Linked DNA regions of Homo sapiens: region 1 is linked to region 2. Evidence: read pairs that join two places in POLR2A ChIA-PET (ENCODE). Cell type or tissue: PC-3. All regions are shown on one strand. Links, peaks and the distances in the headings refer to the core of each region. The heading gives the core; the rest is flanking DNA.

Region 1 (9,887 bases), core at 4,120-6,619, 170 kb before region 2:
GTAGTGCAGGGCAAAGACCGGCTCACCTGTGCATATCCGGAAAAAATGAGGAATCGGGTCCTCTTGGAACTCAACAGTGCTGACCTGGACTGTGACCCGATTCTTCCCCCATCCCTGCAAACCTCTTATGTCTTCCTGGGTATTGTTTTAGCCCTGATAGGCGCTATTTTCCTCCTGGTTTTGTATTTGAACCGCAAGGGGATAAAAAAGTGGATGCATAACATCAGAGATGCCTGCAGGGATCACATGGAAGGGTATCATTACAGATATGAAATCAATGCGGACCCCAGATTAACGAACCTCAGTTCTAACTCGGATGTCTGAGAAATATTAGAGGACAGACCAAGGACAACTCTGCATGAGATGTAGACTTAAGCTTTATCCCTACTAGGCTTGCTCCACTTTCATCCTCCACTATAGATACAACGGACTTTGACTAAAAGCAGTGAAGGGGATTTGCTTCCTTGTTATGTAAAGTTTCTCGGTGTGTTCTGTTAATGTAAGACGATGAACAGTTGTGTATAGTGTTTTACCCTCTTCTTTTTCTTGGAACTCCTCAACACGTATGGAGGGATTTTTCAGGTTTCAGCATGAACATGGGCTTCTTGCTGTCTGTCTCTCTCTCAGTACAGTTCAAGGTGTAGCAAGTGTACCCACACAGATAGCATTCAACAAAAGCTGCCTCAACTTTTTCGAGAAAAATACTTTATTCATAAATATCAGTTTTATTCTCATGTACCTAAGTTGTGGAGAAAATAATTGCATCCTATAAACTGCCTGCAGACGTTAGCAGGCTCTTCAAAATAACTCCATGGTGCACAGGAGCACCTGCATCCAAGAGCATGCTTACATTTTACTGTTCTGCATATTACAAAAAATAACTTGCAACTTCATAACTTCTTTGACAAAGTAAATTACTTTTTTGATTGCAGTTTATATGAAAATGTACTGATTTTTTTTTAATAAACTGCATCGAGATCCAACCGACTGAATTGTTAAAAAAAAAAAAAATAAAGATTCTTAAAAGAATTACAGTGTGTGCAAGTTTGCTTTGAAAAAAGGATGAAGGGCAGGAGTATTCAATGGTCTTGGTTCCGATGATAATTATTACTTAACATAGCTGAGAATCAAACTGTAGCAATGTCTAATATAAATAGACTTGGGAGATCGTTTTGAAATGGTGGATCCTTTTAGTATTTAAATGGAGAGTTTGAGTATTCATGTGACTGTATGGTCCCAAAGTTAATGCTATTTATGAAACAGTTTTGTAAGAACATAATGAAGTTGGTAAAAGCTAAGCGTTCTGCACAATAAACAGTTCCCAGTTTGGGGCTTTTTCAAGGCTAATGAAGTTATTGTTGGTCTAGAAAAATAGTATTTACTTAATAAAACTCTGTTTGAAATTGTTCTGTGGATTTTTAGAGCAGAATTTGAAACAAATGTAATGCAAATAAATATAAAGATAAAGTGTCTTAAAGACAATATTCTGAAATAAAAGATATAAAATATAATTTAAAAAATATTTCTCAATGTCTTAATGTAAATTGAAACTTAGATTTTCTTGAGGATATTTTCAAAAAAACATTTAAAGTGGAACATAAATGTTCTTTAGTTTATCAGAGACCCAGCTAATATGTTTAAAAAGTTGACTTGACATGGTTGAATATGAACTTGAGGAAATAACCACAGATAAATGTCTACATCTGTAAACACGTGTCTCAAGTATTTATAGGTTCTTATCTTCAGTTCAGTGTTTAAGAATTTGAGGATATTTTGATTTTAGCTAAGCTGTTCATAATGTAAGTATATACACCTTTGTGAAGAATAAATCACATTTAGGTGTAAATACAGGCAATCATTAATTGATACATCCATAATATACAAGGCTTTTATTATTTTTTCAGTTTATTATCTGTCATTTAATCTGAAAAGTAAATTCCATTAATCAGTCTTCAGGCTCTTTTATCAAGTGATTTAAATGTAGCCATTATTGCTTAACTGAAAGTATTAGGTAAACTTGCATCAGTAAGTCTTAGGGCTTGCTTTTCCTTTGAACTGGTTATGTCCTTCAGTGCTTTATGTTTGAAATAAAATCTACATTTTCATATTTTTATAAATAAAATAGGATCAGATAGTATTTTAGGTTCTAGAAATCTTTGCTGATTCCTTCTTTGAATTAAATTCAGAAATTTTCAAAGTAGGGCTAAAAATAAGTAAATCTTCCTTTTTATAGGTTAGAATATATAGTCAGAATACAAAGCTGTAATTCCTTAAATTCCATCAGGCTTGTTTTGTGAAATATAGTATTTATTATTTAAGGGTTATATTTCAGATCCTATAATTACCTCAGAAAAAGCTAAATATTTGGCACTTAAAATTCCATCAAACAGTTTAAGTGTTCATCAGAAATTCCTAAACTGTCTGGTTGCCATTATTTGGTAAGAACAATGAGATACTAATCTGTCAAAAATAGTGACCACTATCTTAGTAAACTGTTGATGGACTTAGTAAGTCTTCTGATATTGTAGGAAACAAATTATAATATTGATAGAGCCTCTATTGAGAAGAATTGTTTCTTCATCACATGATAATCTAACAGTTTAAAGTGGAGCTTTATCTAAGAACCAGGGAAGCAGTAGATTCATTAGTCTAGCTTTTCTCATCAACTCTTTGAAGCAATGATGAATCTGATAAAGTGAAGCCAAGTTTTCCCTGTTAGGTAGATGGCTTCTTTGAAGTTATAATTTATTGCTTCTTTTTCATCCCCCTACTTATTCTCTTGTTTGGACTTTCCAATTGCTACTGCTTTGTTTTCCATCACATCACTCCTTCCTGTTCTCCAAAATATGGAAATAAAAAAGTCAATTAAAAGAACACCTTATTCTTAAGATAAAAAATTGTTATTATTTGACAACTAATTAATGTTTTGCAGCCCTAATATTCTTAAGTCTATAAGCTTATAAAACATTCTAAGTTCCTTGGAAGATAGAGGCTATATAAATTCAATAAGTATAAGGGAATATGGGAAAAATAAAAGTATCACTTTATTTAAAAATAAGACAAGTCTGTTTGTTTTAAATACTGTTCTTACTATTAATGCATTGTTGACTCTAGAAACCTGCAAGTATCCATTTTTAAAATTTTATTTTAGTTGGTAATACTCTTTATTACTGAACGTAAAATTTTCAACATAAAACACCCTTCATTTATCCTTTACAAGTTTCATTTGAAGAAAGTTAGAAAAAATACTTAGAAATTCAAGGACTTGATATATCCCTTAATTTAGAAAGCTATTCAACTATCCCATAAATTTCTATTTAAAGTAGCAAAAATTTTAGGATAATACAGCTATTTGGCCCTGAATTATAACTGCCCCCTTTGATTGTAACCATTCAGTTTGCAGCATTCGTTTTTGTAATAGCAGTTTGGCTGCTATGGGTGTGATTCAATGGTAACCTACAAGGCAAATTTGTACAGGAGCTGACAGATTTTTCTAACAAAATAAGGAGACTTTGAAGCACATTGAATAGGAGTTTTTAAATGAATAGGATTTTTTAAAGGAAAAAGAGTAGGAGCTTGGGGGGGAAGGCTGGTTGAAATAAATGAGCAAATCACAAATAATAAATCCTTTAGAAATACCTTGATTGGCAGTAAGTGTGGATTATGCTCATCTCAGTATTTAATTAGAAATAACTTACCTTTGTCTTTTGTCTTTTTAATTAAAGTGGCTGTAAAAAAGAAGGTCCAGATGAACTGAGATTGTTTGCTTAGGAATTCTGTTTTACTCTTTTCCTTTTACCTGATGTTCTAAAACAGGGCTTACCTTGTTGAGGACCTTAGAGGCTTTGCAATTCTAGATTGTGATTCTTTCATATCATTTTAGTTTTTCTCCCAAGACTACACTAAAGGAGACATCACGAGATTTGCAAGGTTAAAAACAATTCTGCACGTGCTTCCTCCTGCTCCCAAATCCGGTCATCCACCTTTCAGAGCAGCACCGTAAAGTGAAGACAGACATTTATTAGATGAAATTCTGGTTTCACTTTTACACTTGTGCAAGCATTTTTAACAGTAAAGGAGAGGAAAGGGAGGAATTTATATTTCTAGATAATATATGAAAATTACCTTGATATTGTATTTTTAAGATCTTTCACCAATACTGCAGTGCTGCACTAGAAATAATTAGTTTAAGAAAATACATTCAACATTGTCCAGGTGATCCTGTCACCTTTTAGATGACGAAAAACATCTTGAGGATGTTTTGTACAGTTATTTTCCCATTGTTACTCTTAGAGACTTTTGTTTCAAAAAGGCAGGCTCATTTTATTTTGTTTTATCTTAGAACATTTTAGCAGCTCTTTGTCATGGGTTAAAAAAATCTAGAATTAAAAAAATGTTTAATATATGATTTATATAATTTTGACAAGAATACAAATTCTTAGTCGTTCAAAATTGGAAGCGCTCTTAGAAGTGTCAAGCTCAGCTTTCCATTCCACAAATGAAGTAACTGGTAACTGTGACTTATTATGTTATACAGTGACAGTTATTATGTTATACAGTGTCAGTTATACAGTGACAACCAGGACAAAATCCTAGGGTTCTAGATTCCCCTTCTGGTGCTCTTTTTACCAGATGATGGCATTACTAATTGCCTACCTTGAGGCCTTTGAAATCACCATGTCTGATAAAAACATGCAATTGCTTTGGTGAATTTGTTTGTTTTATTGTTGTTGCTTTGAGTGAATGCTTCAGTTTGCTCTAGATTTTACTTTGTTAAAAATTACCATGTTTTAACCCCCGAAAACATTTAATGTTTTTGAAATGATTTTTTCATAACAATCTTATGAGTCTATTATATAATAGGAAGTATTTTGGAAATTTAATGGTGATATTTCTTTGGAAAAGAAAAATAAAAACTCTGGAATGCAGTGCTGGTTTGTATAATTCAACCTTAAATGTGAGTTAAGCTCAGCTGGTGAGAAAACTAAACAAATGAGACCAAGTTCGTGACCATTAAGTCAATCAGTCACCAGGTGAGACAGTCAGCTTTGCATTCTCTGCTGTGTTCTCCTAGCTCACGCCCACTCCAGGTGCATGCTGCCATCCTCTAAGGGCCTGGACCAAACAGGGAAGTTAGTTAAATCAATGCAAATCCATTATCACCCTGGAAAACCAGGGGACTGACCAGCCGAACACTGCCAGCTTGGCTGCTGAAGTGCCAGTTTACTGTCTTTACATATGCAGGACACACACTACATCTCAATTTTCTCACATCATATGTAGTATTTATGCTGCAGATTGCAAAAGGCTTATAATTTATGTGAATTTTGGGAAGCTAGCATGAGTACCTTTCAGGGTATTGCATGGGAAATTAATTAGGTTTACTTTATTATTTTAAAAAAGTGTGGGTTAAGATTAAGCAACATGATTACTATATCATACACTTACACGTAAATGTTTATAAAAACAAATACAGTTTATATTTAGCTGACATTTTATGATAGGACTTACTTGTGGTTCACAATTTAACTTGGTTAATGTAAGGAAACATTTGGTCTAAGGAAGCAGAAGCTTAAGATAATGACCCTCTATAATACTTTTTGTGAAAAGTAAATATTAAAAATATGTTTTAAAGAACCGGGGATGTTATCGAGATAGGCTTAAAAAAAAAAAAAACGGAAGTTTATACATTTATTTTCCCCTTCCCCTTACAGTTCTTTTTTTTTTTTTTTTTTTTTTTAAGACACAGTCTTGCTCTGTTGCCCAGGCTGGAGTGTGGTGGCATGATCTCAGCTCACTGCAACCTCTGCCTCCTGGGTTCAAGTAATTATCCTGCCTCAGCCTCCCGAGTACCTGTGATTACAGGCGTGCACCACCATGCCCAGCTGATTTTTGTATTTTTAGTAGAGATGGGGTTTCACCATGTTGGCCAGGCTGGTCTTGAACTCCTGACCTCAAGTGATTCGCCCACCTTGGCCTCCCAAACTGCTGGGATTACAGGTATGAGCCACCGTGCCCAGCCATCAGTTCTGTTTCTATTACTTTTTACTTTCTTCCTCCCAAGAGAGCCATGACACACAACATTTCAAGGTGATCTTACCCAGGGGAATTGGACTGACTGGAACATTAGGTGGGTCAGTTTACAAATACAAGTGACTCTATGTCAGTTTCTCTCAATTTTACAATACAGTATTACATTGTATTCAAGGAGGACTTTAATTTTCAATGGTACACATTCTGTGGTGATTCTTATAGACCATTTCAACACTGGCTATAAAACACTTAAAAAACATTTTTAAATTAACTCATGTTTTGTAGAATATTTTGAAGTACAGGAAGGGAAAAGTACCATGAGTAACACTATGACTAAGGAAAAAAGAAGTGCTAATATTGGGATAAATGGCCTTCTCTTTATTTCACATGTATCCTGCCTTTTCAGTTACACTTTTTTGAGCATTCTCCACCACTATGAAAACTATTTTAACATCTGGTTCTAATGTACTGCAGACAATCATATGTTTTATACATACAGGATGTTGCTTGCAGTTTTAACTTATGTTGCAATAAGCATTTTTGTACCCCCCTGTATTTCTACCTTTTGCATTTTTCCCTTAAGGTAGATCCTTGAGGGAGAATTACTAGATCCAAGGGTATAATCTCTTTTGTTCTAACTTCAAAAAATATTTTTGATGCCTATTTAAATTAGGATGATGAAATATAGATCATAGCTCACTATATGTTTTAAGAGTTTCACATCAAACTTTACATAGTAACGAAATGTCTGTGGACAGGATTTTGAACAGAAGTAAATATGGACCGAGTTGTCAACTAACTTGTCACTGTTTTAAATCCATAAATTTCTATTCTTTGTTAAAATAACAAATTTAGAAGATAGCTAAGCCCATAGCCCAGTTATGAGTGAGTGTGTGTGTGTGTGTGTGTGTGTGTGTGAGTCAGGGTGGGGAAAGACAATGTGGGGTATGGAGGAACATCTGGGAAATAAATTTAGCTAGTTATGAGTTAGGAAGCAGTTATTAAGACAAACCTATATCTTTGCCGAATTCTACTCTTTTATTTATTTTTTTAGATGCCTTGTATGGGTATACTTAGAATTAAGTGAGATTTCATACAAGTGAATTAATTGTACTCATCTTCTTGTTAATTTGCTTTAAAATTTTAGTAAGTTCCCATGAATCATTTTTTCAGATCTTGCATTGGATTTTTAAAAATGAGTTTCTGAGATAAACTTGCTTCTAATCTAGTTGTGAGGACAAGTGATGATAATAACTAACATTTCATGGAGTGCAGCTTTTCACATATAAGATTTATTCTCATTTGAAGAGGAAATTGAGGCTTACAGAGGATAGATGACCTGCCCAAGAACAACTTGGTAGTAAGAATCAGATATGGGATTTGAACTGTTGTTTTTTTCTGGGGAGGATGTTGGGGGAGCCTTCAGGATCCAAGCTCTTAACTCCTGCTCTAGAGGAGATGTGAATGACGATCATGTCTGTGCTTTTTCTAGCATAGAACATGATAAACCCCACCAGAGATTCAAACAAGGTGATATCAGGTTCAAAGTAAGGAGAGATCTTGTCTGGTCAGGAGAATCCAAAAAGGGTTCATGGAAGAGTTAGCTTTTAAGATGATTTTGAAGAAGAGGCAAAGAGAGATGATGGGTAGAAAAGAAAACTCAGGACAGAGAGAATAGCATAAGCAAAGAGAATGGAGGCAATTGAAGACCAAGTGTTTTCTGGGAACAGTAACATTTGAAATGTAATGTTTACAAAGGAGAATAATGGAGTATAAGACTAGAAAGATAAATTTATCTTTCTAGATGGAAGCTATCATAAATAGTTTCTATACAATTTAGTGGACAGTGGGGGAGCTCTTGGAAGTCTACGAGCAAAGGAGTTATATGCATAGCTGTGGCTGTACCCAACAAAGATGAGATCAACACCCTTCCCAAATTGGTTTGGATATCAAGACTGATGAGACCACACACACACCAAGAGAGTATGCACAGGTTTATTACTTGCATAATGTGACTTTTTGGGGAGAGCAGGACTTGGCTTTGTTTTTCATTGTGATCAGGGTTGGAGCCACGTGGAGGCTTCAGGTTTGTCTGGTCTTCACATTCCAGCAGATGCCAAGGGATGAAGTTCATGGGCCCTATTATAGGCTTGCTCAGATATGGGACAAAAAGTGGGAGGAGGAGGAATGGATCTTAAAAACTATGAGTACTCAGACATCACAAATGGAGTCAGACTCTATTACAATTCACCACTGATGTTTGATTGATGACTGAAATGTGCCAGGGCTGATTTAATTGATTTTGAACTTGTTTAAATAAACCATTATTGTACTCTATGAGACTTGCAGCATGAGGTCAGTAAGAGAGGTGAGAGTTCCATTGCATGTCTTCTTCAAAAGTCCATGGTGTGTATTTTAAGAAGTGAAATGCAGGCCTTGGTCATCATCAATAATTTCTGGAACTCTGAAGGGGATAAGAAGTGTCTTGGTGAGGCCTTTTCGTTTAGTTTTAGTGTGGGCTGATGTGTGACATTTGTTTATATTTTGGCTATCTGTAAGGCAAAAAATTCCCAGAGATTTTGTTTTTAGCCCAAAGTGGGGTGACCTTGGATAAGGAATTGCTATTATTGCTACAGATCAGACTAACTGACTAGATAATTAGTAATGCCCCAATAATGTATACAAATAGACATACTGGACCAGTTGTTGGTTAAACATCATGTAGTGCTAAGATGACTGCATGAAGTTTGGTTGGTTGTGCTGGCTCTTGAGTCCCATCCTTGATCAGGGATGTCCTGGTTAGGGAATGAATAGCAGCAGCTCACTAGAGGGCATCATTACATTTTATGGTGACCTTGCATATGAAATCCCTTTTCTGATTACTCAGTTGATCCCAAGAGACTCTCCAGGTGGCCAGTGGGCCTGGAAGAAGGGTGGCCTACAGCACCATTACCTTTGGCAAGGGGCTGAGGACAGGAGAAACCACTTCCTCCTGTAGGTTGGATATGCCAGGAGGCCTAAGTTTGCTTCTGGTCTATAAGTACTATTTCCATTTTTGTCCAGAGGCCTCTATAACTAACTGTGCTGATTGTGCAGAGTGCTGTGTCAATGATCCAAGGCATAAGAGGCAGCTGGGTACATAGGATCACAGGCTTAGGGGCCATGAGGGTATTTGTCTCCAGAAAGGCCCAATGTGCAACCAGCAGTTGATGTTCAAATGGTGTGTGGCATGGGACTGAGGAGGGCAGCTTCCTGTATCAAAAGCCTGTGGGCAACTTACAGGTGATCCAGAGACCCCAGGAGGCATGAGAGGAGGTTGCTAAAACCTCTACAGTGAGGGAATCTCTGGGGTATATTAAGGAGAGTGCTTATTGTGTGTAATTTGAACAGATTCTAGAGCATTTAGTTAAAGGAGACCTCATTCAAGGTGGGCTATATTAGCCCATTCTCATATTGCTAATAAAGACGTACCCGAGACTGGGTAATTTATAAAGGAAAGAGGTTTAATTGACTCACAGTTCAGCATGACTGGGGAGGCCTCAGGAAACTTAGAATCATGGCGAAAGGGGATGCAAAAACGTCCTTCTTCACATGGCAGCAACCAGGAGAAGAGCTGAGTTAAAGGGGGAAAAGCCTCTTATAAAACCATCAGATTCCAGCCTGGCCAGTATGGTGAAACCCCATCTCTACTAAAAATACAAAAATTAGCCAGGTGTGGTGGCACATGCCTGTAGTCCAAGCTACTTAGGAGGCTGAAGCAGAAGAATTGCTTGAACCCGGGAGGTGGATATTGCAGTGGGCTGATATTGTGCCACTGCACTCTAGCCTGGGCAACAGAGTGAGACTCTGTCTCA
Region 2 (9,887 bases), core at 4,165-6,664:
TATTTAGGATGATCCACTTTTAATATATGCCTCTGTGGCCTATGAGCAAGTGAGGCAACATGTACGTGTGGTGTGGGGTATACATGAAGGCACTGGGGACTACTGTCAAGTCAGATGCTGCCTGAAATGCAACTGGGAGTGGGAGAAAAGAAGGAGGATGGCTGAGAATGGCTGCTAGTAGTATGCAGTGATTTATTCATCTGTCGGGCTAGGTGCTGTGGATACACTGATGAATAAGTTGCAGAGGGTCCCCACCCTCAGGTAGATTAAGTTCACACTGAGCCAAGAGAGTGTGGGAGTACCTGGGGTTAAAATAAAATAAAAACTAAATGTGATGGTAAATTGTATGTGTCGACTTGGCTGATACAGCGTGCTCAGATATTTGGTTGAATATTATTCTGGATGTTTCTGTAAGGGTGTTTTTAGATGAGATCTACATTTAACTTAGTGGACTTTGAGTAAAGCAGATTGTCCTCCAAAATGTGGGTGGGCCTTCAGTTGAAAGCCGGAATAGCACAAAAGATTGACCTCTCCCGAGCAAGAGAGAATTCTGGAGCAGAGGGCCTTCAGATTTGAACTGCAACATCAGCTCTTTCCTGGGTCTCCAACCTGCTGGCACACCCTGAAGACTTGGACTTGCCAGCCTCTATAATCATTATATATGTGTGTGTGTGTGTGTGTGTGTGTGTGTACATACACACACACACACACACACACATCCTATTCATTCTATTTCTCTGGAGAACCCCAACTACTACAATAAACTAAACTAAAGCAGATATGAGATTATATTTCTGATGCTATGTAGGAGACTTTACACATTTTTCATTTAATCTTCTAGAAGGAGCCAGACTGTCCTGTAGTTGCCACTCTTAGGGTTCAACGGAGAGACTACCAATGCACTACTTTCTGCTACTTTCTGAGGGTACCAAGGTGGTAACAGTAAGCCATTTGTCTTTCAAGGAACTGCTGACTTATTTCAGGACATGAGGGCATTTCTTAGAGGAACTATTGCTCTAGCAATAGCTCCTCTAGTTTTCAAGGCTCTATGCTAGTGCTAGAGCAATTGTTCCTCTAAGAAATGTTCTCATGGATTGTTTTATTTATTTATTTATTTACCTACCGTGGATTGTTACCTACCATAAATTGTTTACCATGGATTTTTTTAATTTTTTTTGAAGATCATTATATGTTTTATTAGAGAGAGAATCATAGTCTTCCAGATTTGGGATCTCAGAAATTCTTATGAAAAAGAGTGTTCTAGCTAGAAATTCAGAGAATTTACATGGTCTGGTATTTTTTTCTGCTAAAGAGGGCCAACTTTATGGCAGACACTGTACAAGGGGCTGAGGAAACTATAAAGAATACAGTGTTAAATGAGCATAAAACTTTCTTAGAGAAGAAAATATGTGGATACTCAAATGTTAAAATATATTACAGGAGTTTAAAATTATGTAACACAGAAGTATAAGTCAATATACTTAGCATCCCATGATTCTCAGGTGAGCATTTTGGAAAATAAGATCAATAGAAGGTCAGGAAAAGCTGTAGAGCTCATGGAGAAAATGGAATTTAACCAGAGCCTTAAATGGAACCTGTAGTATCATGGGATGACCTTTACATGGAGGTAGACAGATATGATAGGTAGACATAGAGCCTTTCAATTTAATATGACTTGGAAGAGTGAAGACACACACACATAATACACATATACATACAATTTTTAAAAATATGGCTGTCAAAAATGTGACAGAAGTAGATGAAAAACTAGGCCAGTAGAGAAAAGTTGTCTTAGTTCCTGGCTTGAATATAAACAATACTGTAAATTAAAAGAATATTTTGATATATTCTTCTATTTTTTTCTGGTTTCTCTGACACCCTTATGATTAAGGATGAATGGATGATCACTCACAAATAAAATGTTAGGAACATGTTATTTTTTGTAAATTGCCATGGGATATTAAGCAAGTTTTTGTCTGGAGTCATAAATTATTACTTTCCCTAACAATATTCTCAAGTCATTGTTGCAGATGATGTGCAATTTGTAGGCAGTTTGAATATTTTAAAACAATAATATTGTTAATCTTCAATTCCCTTTCATTAAATCCTGCTGGCCCCAGCTACAAGGAATAAAATCTTCTAATTTTTTCACTGCTATCTTATAGCCAATGCCCTCTGGAGCATTCACTAGGAGAAAAGGTAAGACAAAAACTTTTTAAAGTTAAAATAATAAAAATAATAATAAATGAATGATACAAGATAAAATAAAACAAAAGAAGCCAAAACAAGTCAAGATAAAAGAATAGTCTGCAAACAAAGTTTTTACATTTAATGCGTTGTGTTAGGAAACCACAAAGTGTCCCTAAGAAACTTGGAGATGGTTGGATGTAGCAATCATGATATTTTTCTGTTACCTTACCAAAACATCTCAATTGGGAGCTGCTCTAAAGCCAGAAGAGTTTAATTTCCATTTTTAAAATCTCTTTCAATAATTAAATCACCTTTTCCTGTGAGAGAAAGGATGTTCATATAAGTTTAGTGTATGATATTTCTATAGATTCTAAAGAAGGCATTGGCCACATTCAATAAACAAATTATCTTCTGAAAAAATAGCACAGGTCTTCTTATCACAGCTGATATAACCACAGATTATACTTTTGTATTAACTCAACCTTCAGACGTTCTTTTCCTAAAAATGTGCACACCTCCTACATTTTCTGTTTTCTCTTGTATCCTAAGCTTACTCCCTAGGGCATGTATTATTAGTGCACTGTTTTTCTCTCTCCTTGGCTTTTTCTGGTTGAAATATTTAAGCTGTTTGGAACTATGAAATTCCCTTAGGATATAAACTATTGATCTCCTGTTAGATCATGAGGTGACTCTTAAGCACCTTCTCCTAGAACTTTTCGAGAAACACTGCATATGAATGCAAGGTTACATGCCCTGGCACAAATTAGAAACCTAACAGTGGACCATATCCTAATAAGAATCATTGGCGACTTTAATTCTTAGACTGTGGAAATATTGTTCAATTACCATGAGTTCTGATTTTAGTTTTTACGTGCCCAAAGCATGAATTTCTAGTCACTGAGCCTGTGAGTCAGCATTGAAGAGTTTGAGGTCTATTCTTAATTAACGCATTTTTTCCTATGCTATCCTACAGACCTGGCAGGATTCACATGCATCCCAAAATGCCTTTGATCCTTCAGACCTGCCCTGCCTCATGTAAACTAAGTTGAGGTGTTATCTTTTATCAAAAGTTGATAACACCACTTAACAAAACTTGTTTTCCATTGTGCAGAGAGGGTGTGATTTTTTTCTCCTAGGTTACAAGGTCTAAGTTTTATTTTTTTGAAAAAAGATTTCCAATTTAGAACTCAGAAAAAGATAAATGCTTCCTGGGGTTTTTGGTTATGAGAAATAAAAAAGGAAGGAGAGGCCTTCATTATAGGTCTGATGAAGAAACGCTGATGTTTAGTCACAGGCTTCCTAGGACATTGGAGAAAGCAAAAGAAACATTCAGTCTATCAAGTCAACCTCAAATAACTATCGCCATCTATCAGATGAGTTTGGACTTGAGACTACCTAAGGTTTTCTACTAGCTGGAAACTATTGTGATTATAATAGCATGGTAACTTCATACTCTCTAATCTTGTGATGCTGACTCTTTAATGATCCTGTGCTTATTCATGTTCTCTCCCTATATTTCCCTTTGTTATCTCATTTGAAAAATATAATCATAAATGACATCTTCCCAGGAAATTTCATTATCCATCTCCCTGCCCCCAACCAACCCCCAACTTTTTACCAGAAACCACTGATGCCACAGATTCTCTGGGGACTTTATGAATATTCCTCAGTGTCCTGTGTCTTTTGCCAGGACATCTACATGTTGATTTAAAGAAGTAGATTAGGCTTCTGCTTTGAGTTAGGATGTAGAATAATGCAAAAGACCTTTGTTCTCATAGTATCTGCAAGAAAAGACCTAGATAAAATAAAAACCATTGTTTTCTAAGGAATTAGTGAAGAGCAAGGGCAGCAAAGAAGCCTTGATAAATTATGTTCCAGAGAGAAATGAGCAGAAAATGGCAGCAGCTTCCACACCTGGATGGGGAGACTTTCTGAGAATGAGAAGAAATAGCCAGGCCTTCCCTGAATGGGCTGAAGGACAGGGTAGGAGGAGTCTGGAGTCTGGAAGAACTCAATCCAGTAAGTCTATTCATCCAGCTTTCCTCACAGTGAGAGAGTAGTAATAGAGGAGGGACATATATAAAATGTGAGGAAGCAGGAAAACATGATAATCAGGAAAAAATTGAGAGGAAGTAAAGACAGACCCAATAACCTAGTTATTGAAATCAGTAGACAAAATCTTTACAACAATAATTATGTTTGCCAAAGAATTTACAGAAAAATGCATATTATGGATGAAGAAATAGACTTTTCTCTTGGTTTTCTATAAAAAATGGAAACTCTATGAAACAACAAAATGGAAATTCTAAAACTTTAAAATGCAATATTAGAAGTCGAAATTTATTGGATGGGCTTAACAGCAGATTAGATATTGCAGGAAAAAAAAAATGAATGAGTGAACTTGAAGACAAGTCAATAAAAATTACCTAAATTGAAATAAGAAGAATATTGTTTAAAAACCAACAGACTGTCCATAACAATGAGATAATATCAAACAGTCAAATATAACTGGAGTCCCAGAAGGAGAGGGAAGAGAGTGGGTTAGGAAAAATTTTGAAGTAATTTCTTTCATAGCCAAGAAGTGTTCATTTCACAATGGTGTTTCTCTCTTCTACTTTCCCCTGGGCTAGAACTCAGATAGGTATATGGGCAGTGCTGTCAGTTTGAGCATGGCTGGTCCTGAATTACAGTAATTAAATGAATGTAAGCTTGTTCTAAGATTAAAGGTGTAGTAACCTCTAATTCCATGGAAGACAATGAACCAGTAAGTTCCATGCAGTTATAACTACTGTATAGTTCTATGTTTAGTTCAAACATGATAAAATCCAAATCCTGAATCTCTGGGAGAAAGAAGTCTAAAACAATCCTTCTCTTTATAACAATTTTAAACCAAATTTATAAACAACCCCTCTTCTTCTTCTACATGCATTTAAAAAATACAAACTACAGAAGGAAAGAGAGCAGTGATGTAGCAAGTGAATATGGACATGCTTCCTTTTTAATAAGTTATTGTCAAATCTTAATATATAATGAAATAGAAGCAGCTAGGTATGGAGAGGCTGTTAAGGAGCAGGAATTCATCTATGAAATGCAATGATGAATGTGATTGCATTGGATGAGGTTAAAATACTAACACTAGCTCAGCCAAGATTTCAAAAAATGGTGGTGAGAAGCTTTTTTTTCCCTTGCTAGGTTTGGGGGTTTGGGGGTGAGGGTTGAGGGGAATGTTGTATTCACACTCTCAGAAGTCAAGTGGGGAGCAGTTACTATTGACTGCTACTGAAATTCATATTTCATTCCATAGTTCACATTTTCCAGCTTGTCAGTCAGTATGTAATAATTCTTTGACACAGTCACCTCGCTTTTCTATGTTTTTGTAATTTTCTGACTAAAAATGTTGTCATTATTTAAGTGTTAGCATTATTTTGGAATAAATACGCTCGTTTGATGGAGGAAAATTGATGATATTAATTGATGTGATCAGTAACTTTAGGTGATCTAGATATAATAACCAAGAAAAAAAACAAAAACCAGTTTTGCAGATTGTTAAGGATAGTGACAAGCCACAAAGCCACAAAGACTTAGAGCCTACATAGCTCTCTTGTAGCATCCACTTTAGAATGAAAATAAAAGAGGAAAAGTACAAGTAGGGTAGAGAAAAGGGTCAGAGACCAGAGTGGGGGTGGGGAAGTGTGCAGGATTGGGAATGAATTGATTTAACTGAATGACTACAGTGCTGTGCAGAAAAGAGGAAGTTTAAAATTAACCAAAAAAAAAAAAACTCGTAAAATTCTGGGAGTTACTTGTGAGTAAGTTCCATGTAAGGTTACTTTCAGCTCATATTTTAATAATAGCCACCTGCTTCTCATTCTGAAAAGCTTCTAAGACCACATTCCATCATTTTTCTCTCTTGGACTCTTGGACTCCCTGAAGAAACAGTCTTTGCTTTTTGAAAAGCTGTAGTGAACAAGTCTCCTTTTACTTTCAAGCTGAGATAAGAAAGGATCAAAAAGAATAAGATTTCTTCCCTTCTCTGACCCCATCTCCTTTTCCTAGCTAGTATTTGCAATCACACTTCTAATTCTAAAGTCATAAGCATGCATCCATATTAGCATCTTATCATTGTCTTAGTTCCATTTTGAAAACTAGAATTCTATTCTAGCAAGAGAATGAAAGATTGGAAATTCTATATTAGATATTTGGCCAAAGAACAGTCCGAAAATAAGTTATCTCTTTTTCTAGGAACATTGACAATCCTGAAAGGGTTAATTAATTTTACCTTGGATCACCCTTTTTTCAAGATCCTGCTTGACTCTCCATGAGCTCAAAATAAGATGTGAATTAAGTTTGAAGGAGCCATAGTAAAAACAACTTTTAAAGTGATGATTCACTCAACTTGGGCAACAATTATATTTTGTTGAAAGCATACAAACACAATATTCGACATTGTTATCACACACAGAAAAAGTGCTAGTCATTGCAAGAACTGATAGAAAAAAATTAGGAAGCATAATAAAGGTCTTAAGGATTTGCTTCCTTTTTAGTCAAATTATTAATGACCATGGGAAAGTAAAGTGATTTAAGAAGAAAATCTTGCTGAGTACCAGCTGCTGCTGAAGTCAACTAATTACAACATTCCACTTGATATCACACTGGATACACATGCAAGAACAAGAAGGGCTTCAACACTTTACAATTAGACTTTCAAATTATCTTCTGTAAGACTCAGCTGTAAGCAAAAGTTATTTCATGCATAAATGACATTGAGAAACAAATTTCCAGCTAGGTTTCACACAACCAGTTTTGACAACCTCCTTAACGTCTCACAGACACTGAATCTAGTTCTCCCCATGAAAAGACTGGGCTGTCCTTTAAAAGAGTAATCACTACTGTCAATTTAATAAACGTCCTCCTACTAAATTGTGAGCACCTCCTAGGCAGGAACCAGTTGTTTTACTTTTGTATCCACAGGTCTTAGCATAGATCCTACCATCTGGTAGACAAATGCTTAGTAAATATTAGTTGAATTGATATCAAGGAGGGTGCAATCACCAGCATGTTGTGTTTAAAGGTGGTGCCCCATGACTCCTGAACCTTTCATTATAAGTCTCTTCTTTGGACTAAAACACGAATGGCACTCTCCTGAAACACATAAAAGTAGATTTGATCAAATGGAAAGACCTCCCCTGTTCTTGGGTAAAACAACTCAACCTTATAAAGATATCAACTCTTTCTAAGTTAACTCATAAATTTACAGCAGTTGCAGTACAATACTAACAAGATTCATGGAGTTGGACATGTTGATACTAAAGTTCGTATGGAAAACAAATTACAAGAATACTCAGAAAAGCACTGAAAAAGAAAAACTATCAGAGGAAACTAGCCTCTATGATTTAAACATTGTGATACTGGTACATGAATAGACAGACTGAAGGAAAAGAAGATAAATAGATCCAAGTACATATGGAAATGTAGTATATGATACATGTGCATCTTTAATAATTAGAGCAATGATAAACTTTTATTTTTACATTTATTTATTTATTTTTGAGACAGAGTCTCACTCTGTTACACAGGCTGGAGAGCAATGGCACAATCTTGGCTTACCACAACCTCTGCCTCCCAGGTTCAAGTGATTCTCCTCCCTCAGCCTCCTGTGTAGCTGGGACTACAGGTGTGCACCACCATGTTGGGCTAATTGTTTGTATTTTTAGTAGAAACAGGGTTTTGCCTTGTTGGCCAGGCTGGTCTTGAACTCCTGGCCTCAAGTGATCTGCCCACCTTGGCCTCCCAAAGTGCTAGGATTACAGACCTGAACCACTGCCCAGCCAGAGCAATGATAAACTTTTAAATAAATATGCCATTTGGAAAAAGATGAAATTAGATCCTATCTCACTCTGTATATAGTAATAAACAAACTCCAAATAGATCAGGCAAAAAGATGGATGAGTCGTGTTTTGTTTTTGTTTTTGTTTTGTTGTTGTTGTTTGTTTTTGAGATGGAGTTTCCCTCTTGTTGCCCAGGCTGGGGTGCAATGGCACGATCTCAGCTCACTGCAACCCCTACCTCCTGGGTTCAAGCGATTCTCCTGCTTCAGGCTCCCAAGTAGCTAGGATTACAGGCGCCCGTCACCATGCCTGGCTAATTTTGAAGTTTTAGTAGAGACGGGGTTTCTCCATGTTGGTCAGGCTGGTCTTGAACTCCCAACTTCAGGTGTCCTGCTTCAGCCTCCAAAGTAGCTAGGATTACAGGCGCCCATCACCATGCCTGGCTAATTTTCAATTTTTAGTAGAGACGGGGTTTCTCCATGTTGGTCAGGCTGGTCTTGAACTCCCAAATTCAGGTGATCTGCCCACCTTGGCCTCCCAAAGTGCTGGGATTACAGGCTTGAGCCACCGCACCCAGGCGGGATAAGTCTTTTTTTTAACCATAGTGTAGGAAAAGGCTTTCTAAATATGACTCAAAAGTCAGAGGCAATACAAGAAAATATTCATAAATTTGATTATATAAAACTATTTTATCTTTATTTTATTTTGAGATGGAGTCTCACTCTGTTGCCTGGGCTGGAGTCAGTGGCATGATCTCGGCTCACTGCAACCTCCACCTCCCAGGTTCAAGCAATTCTCCTGCCTCAGACTCCCAAGTAGTTGAGATTACAGGCGCCTCCCACCACGCCCAGCTGGTTTTGTATTTTCAGTAGAGATGGGGTTTCGCCATGTTGGTCAGGCAGGTCTCGAACTCCCGACCTCAGGTGATCTGCCCTCCTCAGCCTCCCAAAGCGCTGGGATTACAGGAGTGAGGCACCTCGCCTGGCCGATTCTCTTATTTTTTAACTTTTATTTTCAGTTCAGGGGCACATGTGCAGGTTTGTTACATAGGTAAACTTGTGTCACAGGGATTTGTTGTACAGATTATTTTATCACCCAGGTATTAAGCCCAGTACACAACAGTTATTTTTTCTGCTCTTCTCTCTCCTGGACCTTCCGCCCTCAATTAGGCCTCAGTGTCTGTTGTTCCTTTCTTTGTGTTCGTACTTTCTCATCAGTTAGCTCTCACTTTTAAGTAAGCACACATGGTATTTGGTTTTCTGTTCCTGCATCAGTTTGCTAAGAATAAGGCCTCCAGCTCCATCCATGTTTCCACAAAAAATTCTTTAAAATTACATGGCAAATATCATAAACAAAGTTAAAAGGCAACTGACAAGCTGGTAGAAAATATTTGCAAGACCTATCCCAATAAAGGGCTAAAATACCTCATATGTAAGGAGAGCTCTTAAAAACTGGAGGGCAGGCTGGGAGCCCTGGCTCACGCCTGTAATCTCAGCACTTTGGGAGGCCAAGGCGGGTGGCTCACGAGGTCAGGAGTTTGAGACCAGCTGGCCAACATGGTGAAACCCCATCTCTACTAAAAATACAAAAATTAGCTGGGCGTGGTGGTGCGTGCCTGTAATCTCAGCTACTCCGGAGGCTGAGGCAGGAGAAGTGCTTAAACCTGGGAGGCGGAGATTGCAGTGAGCCGAGATCATGCCACTGCACTCCAGCCTGGGCAACAGAGCAAGTCTCCGTCTCAGGAAAACAAACAAACAAAAAAACTGGAGGACAAAGACTCAACCCCAAGAGAAAAAATGGTAAAAATATATGAATAGACAAATGGCTCCTAAACGCACGTAAAGATATTTAAACTCCCTCATAATAAAA

What was found. Peaks named below come from ENCODE experiments on the same cell type or tissue, not always from the same donor. Only the 100,000 strongest peaks of a DNase experiment are listed, where the experiment ranks them.
Region 1: POLR2A ChIA-PET joins it to region 2 with 10 read pairs; 2 of 35 experiments call an interaction of 5 or more read pairs at or near these places.

Annotation. Positions count from the first base shown.
Region 1 is chr6:82,365,901-82,375,787 of GRCh38, forward strand. It overlaps TPBG (trophoblast glycoprotein), which reads left to right. Exons shown (of 2, transcript NM_001376922.1): 2 at 1-1,520. The coding sequence ends at 324. Among named protein-coding and RNA genes, the nearest start is that of TPBG, 7.0 kb to the left of the region's middle. RefSeq lists an enhancer at 1-331. In PC-3, for the core only: no CTCF peak of the experiment used is centred there; no DNase peak of the experiment used is centred there; H3K27ac peaks cover 1,008 bases.
Region 2 is chr6:82,531,539-82,541,425 of GRCh38, forward strand. No RefSeq gene overlaps it. Among named protein-coding and RNA genes, the nearest start is that of TPBG, 170 kb to the left of the region's middle. In PC-3, for the core only: no CTCF peak of the experiment used is centred there; no DNase peak of the experiment used is centred there.